Linked DNA regions of Homo sapiens: region 1 is linked to region 2. A link is a loop called in an ENCODE intact Hi-C map of the cell type or tissue named here. Cell type or tissue: HCT116. All regions are shown on one strand. Links, peaks and the distances in the headings refer to the core of each region. The heading gives the core; the rest is flanking DNA.

Region 1 (5,377 bases), core at 133-5,132, 89 kb after region 2:
TCCTACCAACAGGGTACCAGGGTTCTCCTTTCTCTACCATCTTGCCAGCATTTGTTTTGCCTGTCTTGCAGATAAAAGCCATTTTACTTTACTTTATTTATTTATTTATTTATGTTGAGATGGAGTTTCACTCATAGTCGCCCAGGCTGGAGTGCAAGGGTGTGATCTCGGCTCACTGCAACCTCTGCCTCCCGCGTTCAACTGATTCTCCTGCCTCAGCCTCCAAAGTAGCTGGGATTACAGGCATGTGCCACCACGCCTAGCTAATTTTTGTATGTTTAGTAGAGAGGGAGTTTCTCCATGTTGGTCAGGCTGGTCTCCCGACCTCAGGTGATCCGCCCACCTCCGCCTCCCAAAGTGCTGGAATTACAGGCGTGAGCCACCGGCCTAAAAGGCATTTTAATGGGATGAGATGAAAACTCATCGCGATTGTAATTTACATTTCTGTGATGATGAGTGATGCTGAGCACTTTTTCATATACGTGATCGCCATTTCTATGTTTTGTTTGTGGAGAAATGTCTCCTCATGTCTTTTGCTCGTTTTTTAATTAAATTGTTTTATTGAGTTGTTTGAGCTTCTTATATTTCCAGTTATTAATCCCATCTCAGATGAATAGTTTGCAAATATTTGCTCCTATTTTGTGGGTTGTCTCTTCACTTTGTTGGTTTATCTTTGGTGGTGCAGAAGTTGCTTGGTTTGATGTAATCCTAATGGTCTATTTTTTGCTTTGATTACTTGTGTTTTGAAGGTTTTAAACAAAATGTCTTTCATCAGACAAATGTCTTCCCCATTATTTTCTTCTACATGTTTCATAGGTTCAGGCCTTAGACTCATGTTTTTAATCCATTTTCATTTGATTTTTGTGTAAGGTGACAGGTATAGATGCAGTTTTATTCCTCTGCATGTAGATATCCAGTTTTCCCCACACCATTTATTGAAGACTGTCCTTTCCTGATTGTAAGTTCTCGGCACCTTTGTCAAAGTCCATTAAATGGGCTGGGTATGGTGGCTCACACCTGCAATTCCAGCACTTTGGGAGGCCGAGGCGGGTGGATCACCTAAAGCCAGGAGTTCAAGACCAGGCTGGCCAACAGAGTGAAACCTCGTCTCTACTAAAAATACAAAAATTAGCTGAGCATGGTGATCAGTGCCTGTAATACCACTACTCAGGAGTTTGAAGCAAGAGAATTTCTTGAATCCAGGAAGTGGAGGTTGCATTGAGCTGAGATTGCACCTCTACACTCCAGCCTGCATGACAGAGCAAGATTCTATCACACACACACAAAAGAAAGCCATTGGATGTAAATGCATGGATTATATCTGTGTTCTCCATTCTGTTCCATTTTTTATGTGCCTTTCTTTATGCCAATGTCATGCTGTTTTGCTTACTACAGCTCTGTAACATATTTCTAAGTCAGGTAGTGTGATGCTCCTGTTTTCTCTTTATACCTTCAAGTCTCAAGACAGTGGGCATCGCACACAAAAATTATGGAGAAAAGGATCCCAAGACTCCCAGGGTCCAACATTAGATAACAGAGTGTTGGCCATGAACCAACCTCAAAGATTTCCATTGAGTAGAGGACAAGCACCCTCATTTCCTCACATCTCTCCTGTCCCGTGTTCTAGGAAACCCTTCAAGTAGTTGGCCTTCACCCACAGAACCAAGCTCCAAATCTGGTGAGTAAAGGACCCCTCTTATCTCTGCTTTTGGAAACCTGGGGAGGTGGAAGCCTTGGATGCAAGTGTTGGCTCAAACCTCCCAGCTCTGTGAATGAGGGCCTGTCTTCCACCATCTCTGAACTCCAGACACTCCAACAGTGAAAGGGATCTAGGGCCACCAAAGGGCTCAGCGAAGTCTCTTTACCTTTAATTTCCTGCAGGTGAGACCTCCTACAAGCTAGAAGAATAATTGCCAATCTGACATCCTTCTCAGGAAAAATGCAGTGTTTTTTCTGCCTGCATTCCTAACTGGAGGATAAATTCCCGGGGGCTTGAGAGAGGGAAGGGAAGGGAACATCTGATGAGGGTGGGTGTTTTAGAGAAGTTCCACTTGCCAAGGAATGAATTACTGTTGGTCATCAGGCAACCCTGGCTGACTCAGCAGAGCAAGAGCCTTGCCGTAACAGAGAACAGAGCTCATGCACGCACACTTCGACTCAGTGACTCATTCAGCCACAGCCCCATGCTCAGGCTGTGCAGTGTGGAAGCTTTTCCTATTGTTGCCATAACAAATTTCCACAAGATTCGTGTGTGAAAACAAAACGGTTATTTAATTATCTTACAGTGCTGTAGCTCAAAGCATGACGTGCATGTCACTGGGCTAAAATCAAGGTGACAGCAAGGCTGCCTTCCCTCTGAGGGTTCCAGGCAAGAATCTGCTTCTCACTTTTCTCAGCTTCTAGAGGCTCCCATGTTCCTTGGCTCCTGGTACCCTTCCTCCTTCCTCAAAGCCCACAAAGACTGGTCACATCTCACATGGCATCACTCAGACCCTTCTTCCTTACCACACCTCTTTCTCTGAATGCTGCTCTCCCTTCTTGCCCTTCTTTTGAAAACTTGGGGATTCTATTGGGTTCACCAAGATGAAAATCCATCATAATCTCCCGGAAATCATCCAGGATACCCTCCTTTTAAGTTCAGCTGACTAGCAACCATAATTCCATCTGCAATCTTCATTCCTCCTTTCATGTAAAATAACATATTCACAAGCTATGGAGGCTAGGACATGGACATTTTTGGGGTGGGACAACATTCTCCTGCCTTCCACAAACAGTGAACAAGATGCATTTGGCCTCTGTTCTTGGGACACTGATCTTGCAGATGGTTAAATGGGAGGGCAGAAAATGTAGGCACAAGGGGACCAATAAATGAATGATCTATTGAGAAGCATCTGTGCATGAAATCTATTTATTTATGTATTTACCTACTTGTTTATTGAGACGGAGCCTTGCTCTGTCGTCCAGGCTAGAGTGCGGTGGCATGATCTCGGCTCACTGCAACCTCCACCTCCTGGGCTGAACTGATCTCCTCCCTCAGCCTCTCCAGTAGCTGGGATTACAGACCACAACCACCACGCCCGGCTAACTCTTTTTGCATATTTTCTGTAGAGAGGATGTTTCACCATGTTGGCCAGGCTGGTCTCAAATTCCCAACCTCAGGTGATCCAATAGCCTCTGCCTCCCAACACGCTGGGATAAGAGGCATGAGCCACGGGGCCAAGCCAAATTTTCAAATCAATAATAGATAATGCTGAGTGTATTATTTCAGGTGACAGAGAAGTTCTCACTAATCAGATATTTGTGACATTAATGAAAAACACGGATTGAACCCCTGAAAGATTGGCGGAAGGATTTTGCACACACAGCTGTCAGCCGTGAAGGCACAAAGGTGAAAACAATCTGATGTGGAAGGAAGAGGCTCTGACTCAAATGCTGGGAATGAGGTGGGGAGAATGACAAGATGACTGTAGAGAGACGGAGAGCACACTGGGTACACAGGAAACTAAGGAGCAACAAGGAGCGTGTGTTTGACACTCACAGCCATTGGATTCACCTCGAGGTAACCAGGAATCCCTACATGATTAATATGACTGACATGAAAATAAGGGAGGCTCAGTTGCATAACTGGAATCTAGGAGACCGTGGAAAAGGCAATTGCCGCCCCACTGGTGAAATGTGGTGCTGATTTAGACACTAAATGAATGAAGTAGATGGATATAAGATATGTTTGTGAGGTAGAATCATTGGCTGGAAAGGCTTGCTGGGTTTAATTTTTCCTGGTAGTTTAATCCTCGCTTCACTAACTTATTTCTGAGATTTATTTCTCCTGCATCTAAATCAATACCTGGCAGAGGAGGGAGAGCTAGATGAGGGGTGGTGCAAATGAAGGGACCTAGTATAGCATAATATACAAGGCTGTGAACGGTGGCTCACGCCTGTAACCCAGCACTTCAGGAGGCCAACGCGGGTGGATCACATGAAGTCAGGAGTTCGAGACCAGCCTGGCCAACATGGAGAAACCCTATCTCTACTAAAAATACAAAAATTAAACAGGCATGATGGTGGTGCATGACTGTAATCCCAGCTACTCTGGAGGAGGAAGCAGGAGAATGACTTCAGCCCTGGAGGCAGAGGTTGCAGTGAGTGGAGATCGCATCACTGCACACCAGCCTGGGCTACACAGGGATACTCTGTCTCAAAAAATAAAAATAAAAAATACATAAATATAATAATATACACAAATGATGCAGGCACCTGAATTCCAATCATCATTTTTCTATTCCTCTATAATTACTTCTTTGATCCTTTATCTTATCCATTAGAAAATCAGCCTAAAACCTCTTCCATATTTGGCTTTCTGTGAACATGAGATCATATGGAAAATATGAAAGCCCCCTGAACCCACCAGCACAGGCCCTGAAATAGGGAAAGTGCTCTGTTCATCACAAGAAACTTTCCCCCTCACCCAAATCCCCCACCTCACCCCTACTTCCAATCACCTGTGGAGATACAGATAGATCATGGGGAGGTAAACGCTAATACTCCTTGGAGTGAGTTCAGATCTTGGAATCAGAGATCAGCACCAGCACTAGCTCCTGCTCCCCTTTCCTACTAATTCACAGGAGGACAGGTGGTTTTGAAGCAATAGATGGTGGAGGGGGTGGTCTTTCCCCCAGCCTCTCAGGTGGAACAGCAGCCTAACATGTGTCTCGCGAGATCACAAAGAGTAGCACGTTTCACATGGGCTTCATCATTATTTCCTGGCTGTTTGACATAAGAGAATTCTACTTTGCTTTTTTGATCTTGATTTCACTTTTGTGTCCTTTTCTTGGAGAATGTAATTTGAGTCAAGAGGGTTGTGGATGTAGAAACTGTAAAGCACATTCACTGTGTATCAATCCCAGTCCAGTCTTTCCAGAGAAGACTCTAAACACCTGCTGTACTGCACCTGGGCCTATGCCAATTTCTATCACTCACCGTCACTCCAGGGAGACAGAACACACAGAGAATACGTTACATAGGCAGGTTCATTACTAACAGATAAGCAGCGAGTGACAACAGAAGCCTACATTTCAACGTGAGCCAGTCCCTCAAGGCTCAGAAAAGCTGCTCGGGACATATGGAGTCACCTCATTTGCAGTGTATCTGGGGGAAGCCAGAAAATAGCCCAGCCTGGGTTTTGTACCCTGAAGCCACAGGAAGCACTCAGCTAAAGCACTGCATGACGTCCTCCTCCAGGAAGAACAGGAAGACAGCACAGGCTGTTCTGAGACGTTCCTCCTGATCTCAGGACGTTGCTGTCTTAGTCCATTTTTGTTGCTATAAAAGAACACTTGAGCCTGGGTTACTTCTTTTTTTTTTTTTTTTTTTTTTGTAT
Region 2 (5,377 bases), core at 307-5,306:
CATGTATACAGGAGGATGTGCATAGGTTATTTGCAAACTCTGTGCCATTTCATATAAGAGGCTTGAGCATCTACAGATTTTGGTATCTGAGTGGAGATCTCGAAACCAATCACCCACGAATAGTGAAGGATGACCGTATATGACTTTTATTTCTCAAATTTAAATATAAATCATAAAAAATGTACAACTAGATAAAAACTAAGAAGTGTTTTTATAGTGTGAGTTAGATTTATTTTTTCCTAGGTATAACCCATTGGTTTAATATTATTTATTGAGAAGACATTCTATGCCACCTTAAACCACACGGCAGCCTTTGTCAACTCTAAAGGGACTGTGTGTACACGGATGTACTTTAGACACTGTTTCTGCTAAGGGGCTCTCTGTGTCCACACTCTTGATGATGCTGCACTTTATGTAGCCTTATAGAACCCTTTAAATTTAGTAGCCAGAGCTCTCTAATTTGTTATTATAGGCTATTTGCTTTTTTTTCTTGAGGCGGAGTCTTGCTCTGTCGCCCAGGCTGGACTGCAGTGACACAATCTCAGCTCACTGCAACTTCTGCCTCCCAGGTTCAAGCGATTCTCATGCCTCAGCCTCTTGAGTAGCTGGCGTTACAGGTGCCTGCCACCAGGCACGGCTAATTTTTGGATTTTTAGCAGAGACACGGTTTCACTATATTGGCCAGGCTGCTCTCAAACTCCTTATCTCAGTTGATCCGCCCACCTCGGCTTCCCAACGTGCTGGGGAAACTTGATTTTCTATAGCATTATGTTACTGGATATTTCTGTAAAATTTAAAATGAGGGAGGGAGAGAGACAGACGGAAAACAAACTCCAGAGTTGGGACTCTGGAATCTTGGGTCATGAGACAAATTTTAGATTAAACTACAAAACTCCAGAATTTACAGGTGGGGTTTTTACTGATAAAGTACAATTCTAAGATTGTAAATAATTGCATAATCCTTCCCTGGGAATTTAAATCATTTTAACTGGTTCTGCTGTAATACTAGAAATACAAGCATGAAAAATTCTAATGGTTTATTAGTGACAATGACTCTGAAAACATTAATAATACCTATTAGATATTTTGCATATTACACAGGAAGAAGAGTTTGAATCTCAGATAAAAACAATAGAAATACATGAAAAGTCTTTCATGTTAGCACAGATTTTAGGCATCTCGTGTTCGGGAGGTTGGATCTCAGACGTGTTTTGAGTTGGTCATAGTGAAGGACACTAGGTGTCAAATTCTAGCGAGAACAATTTCCAGGAAGCCGTGTTCCGCTCTTGAGCGAGCACCCACTGGGCCTCATGCAAGGTAGAAAGAGCCTGCGTACGTCACCCTCCCATGATGTGGTCAACATGTAAACTGCATGGGCAGGGCGCCAAATAACATCCTGTGCGCTGCTGAGCTGAGCTCGGTCGCGGCTGCCTGTCTGCTCCGGCAGCACCATGTCGCTCTTGGTCGTCAGCATGGCGTGTGTTGGTGAGTCCTGGAAAGCAATAGAGGGAGGGAGTGAGGGGATGGAGATCTGGGCCCAGAGGTGGAGATATAGGCCTGGAGGTGGAGTTATGGGCCTGGAGTGGAGATCTGGGCCTGGAGTGGATATATGGGCCTAGAGATGGAGTGATGGGCCTAGAAGTGGAGATCTGGGCCCAGAGGTCGAGATATAGGCCTGGAGGTGGAGTGATGGGACTGTAGTGGAGATCTGGGCCTGGAGTGGAGATAGGAACCTGGAGGGGAGATAGGAACCTGGAGGGGAGATATGGGCCTGGAGGTGGAGATATGGGCCTGGAGTGGAGTCATGGGCCTGGAGGTGGAGTTATGGGCCTGCAGTAGAGATATGGGCCTGAAGTGGAGACATGGGCCTGGAGTGGAGATATGGGCCAGGAGTGGAGATATGGGCCTAGAGGTCGATATCTGGGCCTGGAGTGGAGATATGGGCCAGGAGTGGAGATATGGGCCTAGAGGTCGATATCTGGGCCTGGAGAGGAGATATGTGCCTAGGATGGAGATACGGGCCTGGGTGTGGAGATATGGGACTGGAGAGGATATATGGGCCTGGAGTGGAGATATGGGACTGGAGAGGAGATATGGACCTGGAGTGGAGATAAGGGCCTGGATTGGAGATATGGGCCCAGGGTGGAGATCTGAGCCTGGATTGGAGATATGGGCCTGGATTGGCGATATGGGCTTAGGGTGGAAATATCGGCCTGGAGTGGAGATATGGGCCTGGAGTGGAGATATGGGCTTGAGGTGGGGATATGGACCTGGAGGCTGGGTCTCTGCACAGCCGACAGCCCTGTTCTTGGGTGCAGGTAGGCACTGAGGGTGAGTTTACCTTCAGCCCAGGAAGGGCCTGGCTACCAAGACTCACAGCCCAGTGGGGGCAGCAAGGGTGCCCTGGTTTGCCTGCAGATGGGTCATCCATCATGATCTTTCTTTCCAGGGTTCTTCTTGCTGCAGGGGGCCTGGCCACATGAGGGTGAGTCCTTCTCCCAACCTTCGGGTGTCATCTCCCCACATAAGAGGATTTTCCTGAAATGGGAGGGAAGTCCTGTCAGGGAGTCTCTCATAAACTAGGAAGAAGGGACCCTGGGGTGCTGGGCCCACATTTCTGACCTTGCCTCCCTGGCCTTTCATTCCCTTGGCAGAGTCAAGTTCTGTGGGGACCAGGGTTAGACTACGGTGCTCAAAGCTGGGGTGTGTGGTGGGGAAGTGGTAGGAACAGCAGATCCTCTGAGGACAAAGGTGTTACTCACACACTTCAGCGTTTCCATGACGGTAGGGGCTGCAGTGTGGCTGCTGTCATTCTACCAGAAGAGGTGGGAAAACCACAGCCATGGCCCTGACATTCCAATCCTCTGATGGGGACTCAGTTGTTTATTTTCGTTCAGGCATCGGCTGATATTCCATTCTCAAAGGACATGCCCTCCACCCCATGTCTACCCTGTGTTGTTTTATGTGAGTAATCTTACAGTATTAAAATCTAGTAGGAGTCTCTTACTCAGCACTTGCTCAAAGTTCTCAGCTGACACTTTTGTTGTAGGGAGACACCTTGTGTTTGCGGGATGGGTCCTTCCTTTAGCCCTGGGCACCAAGGTGTGATAGCAGCCATAGAAACTTGGAAAGCGAGGAGAATCTTCAGAGCACAGGGAGGGAGGGGCGGCTCCACATCCTCCTCTCTAAGGCGGTGCCTCCTTCTCCCCACGGTGGTCAGGACAAGCCCTTGCTGTCTGCCTGGCCAAGCCCTGTGGTGCCTCCAGGACATGTGATTCTTCAGTGTCATTCTTATCTTGGGTTTAACAACTTCAGTCTGTAAAAGGAAGATGGGGTGCCTGTCCCTGAGCTCTACAACATAATATTCTGGAACAGCCTTTTCATGGGCCCTGTGACCCCAGCACACGCAGGGACCTATACATGTCGGGGTTCACAACCACACTACCCCAGTGGGTGGTCGGCACCCAGCAACCCCCTGGAGATCACGGTCACAGGTCAGAGGGCTCCTGTCTGGGATTCTCCTTGTCCCACCTCCTGAATCCCAGAGCTCCTGGTGGGCGTGTCCTTGCGGGTCCCATCATGCAAGTCCTGACTGTATTTGGGGTAAAGGGGGATTGAATACAGGGAAATGGGTGCTGTGGTGGGAAGAATAATTGTCCCCAGTGATGACTACATTCTAATCCCTGGAGTCTGTGACTATTTATGATATAGGGGAAGGGACTGAAGGAGAAGATGGAGCTCAGGTTGTTGATGAGTTGACCTTGAGATGGGGAGACAGCCTGGACTGTCCTGATGGGCTCAGTGTAGTCACAGGGGTCCACATGAAAGGAGGAGGAAGAGGGGAGTGGGGATTACAGCAGCATAATGGGAGTCTCCATCAGCTTTGAAGGTGGAGGAAGTCCAGGAGCCATGAATGCAGGTGGCCTATAGAGGCTGGAAAAGTCAAGGAACTGATTCTCCTGAGTCTCCAGAGGGAACGAAGCCCTGCAGGTGCCTTGATTTTACCCACGACAAACAGGGTCCGATTTCTGTCTCCAGAATTGGAAGGGGTTAGTGTGCTCTCTCCTGGTGCCATGCTTCTGATAATTTTCTACAGCAGCAACAGGAAACCAACACTGGAACCCAGGTCAAGGACAAGTTAAGAAACAACACAAGGATAGCCAGGCATGGTGGCAGGTGCATGTAATCCTAGCGACTTGGGAGGCTGAGGGCAGGAGAATCACTTGAACCCAGGAGACAGAGGTTGCAGTGAGCCTAGACCACACCACTTCACTCCAGCCTGGGCAAAGGAGTGAGACTCTGTCGCCAAAATTAATTAATTAATTAAAGAAACCAAACAAGGAGAAGGTTGGCTACACTGAGATCAGCAAGGCTCAGATGATGATGCCACCACCAGGCTCCATCCACATAGGGAGGGGTTGATACTCCTCCAACCAGCACCAGGAGCCAGCCTATGGAAGCTGGCACTGGCATGGCAAGAGTGGCTCCCAGTCCCTACCAGGAACAGGGTGTGTGGCCACTGGTGCCTGCCTTACTGATCAGTTCATACCTCCTGCCAAGGATTCCAATTCGTCCAAAAGAGATTGAACCAGGCTGCTAAGAGCCTGGATGTGCAGCCTATCCTGGTTCCTCTTCCACCCCCACATAGACAGCAGGAAAGACATTAGTTCGAAATAGATACAACAGCCCAAGAGATGAGGCTGAGCCCAGCGGCAAGGGAATCAGAGGCTACTAGAGACAGAGGGACAGAGAAGAGTGAGGGAGACAGATGGAAGGACCTGCACCAGGAGTTATGGGCACAGAAAAGAACATGAAGACACAGAGAGGAAGGAGAGAGATAAGACACCAGGAAGGGGAAGCCTGACTCAATCCAGGTGCCATGGATGGGATGATAAAGAGAGACACCTTCTAAACTCACAACCTCTCTTCCTAGGAGTCCACAGAAAACCTTCCCTCCTGGCCCACCCAGGTCGCCTGGTGAAATCAGAAGAGACAGTCATCCTGCAGTGTTGGTCAGATGTCATGTTTGAACACTTCCTTCTGCACAGAGAGGGGATGTTTAACGACACTTTGCGCCTCATTGGAGAACACCATGATGGGGTCTCCAAGGCCAACTTCTCCATCAGTCGCATGACGCAAGACCTGGCAGGGACCTACAGATGCTACGGTTCTGTTACTCACTCCCCCTATCAGGTGTCAGCTCCCAGTGACCCTCTGGACATCGTGATCATAGGTGAGAGTGTCCAGACTTTCTTCTCATTGTCATTGGGATGCAGAGTGAATGATCCAGGAATTGGAGACCCAGGTGGCTGTAAGGAAGATGAGCTTGGTATTCTTATGGAGAGAGACTGACTTGGTGAGGTCTGTGCCAACAGAG

The links. Hi-C counts contacts between places; a loop is a spot of excess contacts. Peaks named below come from ENCODE experiments on the same cell type or tissue, not always from the same donor. Only the 100,000 strongest peaks of a DNase experiment are listed, where the experiment ranks them.
Region 1: a loop joins it to region 2, with 2.3 times the contacts of the local background. A loop is called at or near these places in 16 of 110 quality-filtered maps.

Annotation. Positions count from the first base shown.
Region 1 is chr19:54,857,452-54,862,828 of GRCh38, forward strand. It overlaps KIR3DL2 (killer cell immunoglobulin like receptor, three Ig domains and long cytoplasmic tail 2), which reads left to right. Exons shown (of 9, transcript NM_006737.4): 6 at 1,628-1,678. Among named protein-coding and RNA genes, the nearest start is that of KIR3DL2, 9.7 kb to the left of the region's middle. In HCT116, for the core only: no CTCF peak of the experiment used is centred there; a DNase peak (open chromatin) is centred at 2,124; H3K27me3 peaks cover 1,140 bases.
Region 2 is chr19:54,768,400-54,773,776 of GRCh38, forward strand. KIR2DL1 (killer cell immunoglobulin like receptor, two Ig domains and long cytoplasmic tail 1) reads left to right here and starts at 1,394. Exons shown (of 8, transcript NM_014218.3): 1 at 1,394-1,485; 2 at 2,450-2,485; 3 at 4,934-5,233. The coding sequence starts at 1,452. LOC101928804 (a long non-coding RNA gene) reads right to left here and starts at 2,665. Exons shown (of 3, transcript NR_110738.1): 1 at 2,623-2,665; 2 at 2,342-2,538; 3 at 1,023-1,492. In HCT116, for the core only: no CTCF peak of the experiment used is centred there; a DNase peak (open chromatin) is centred at 2,881.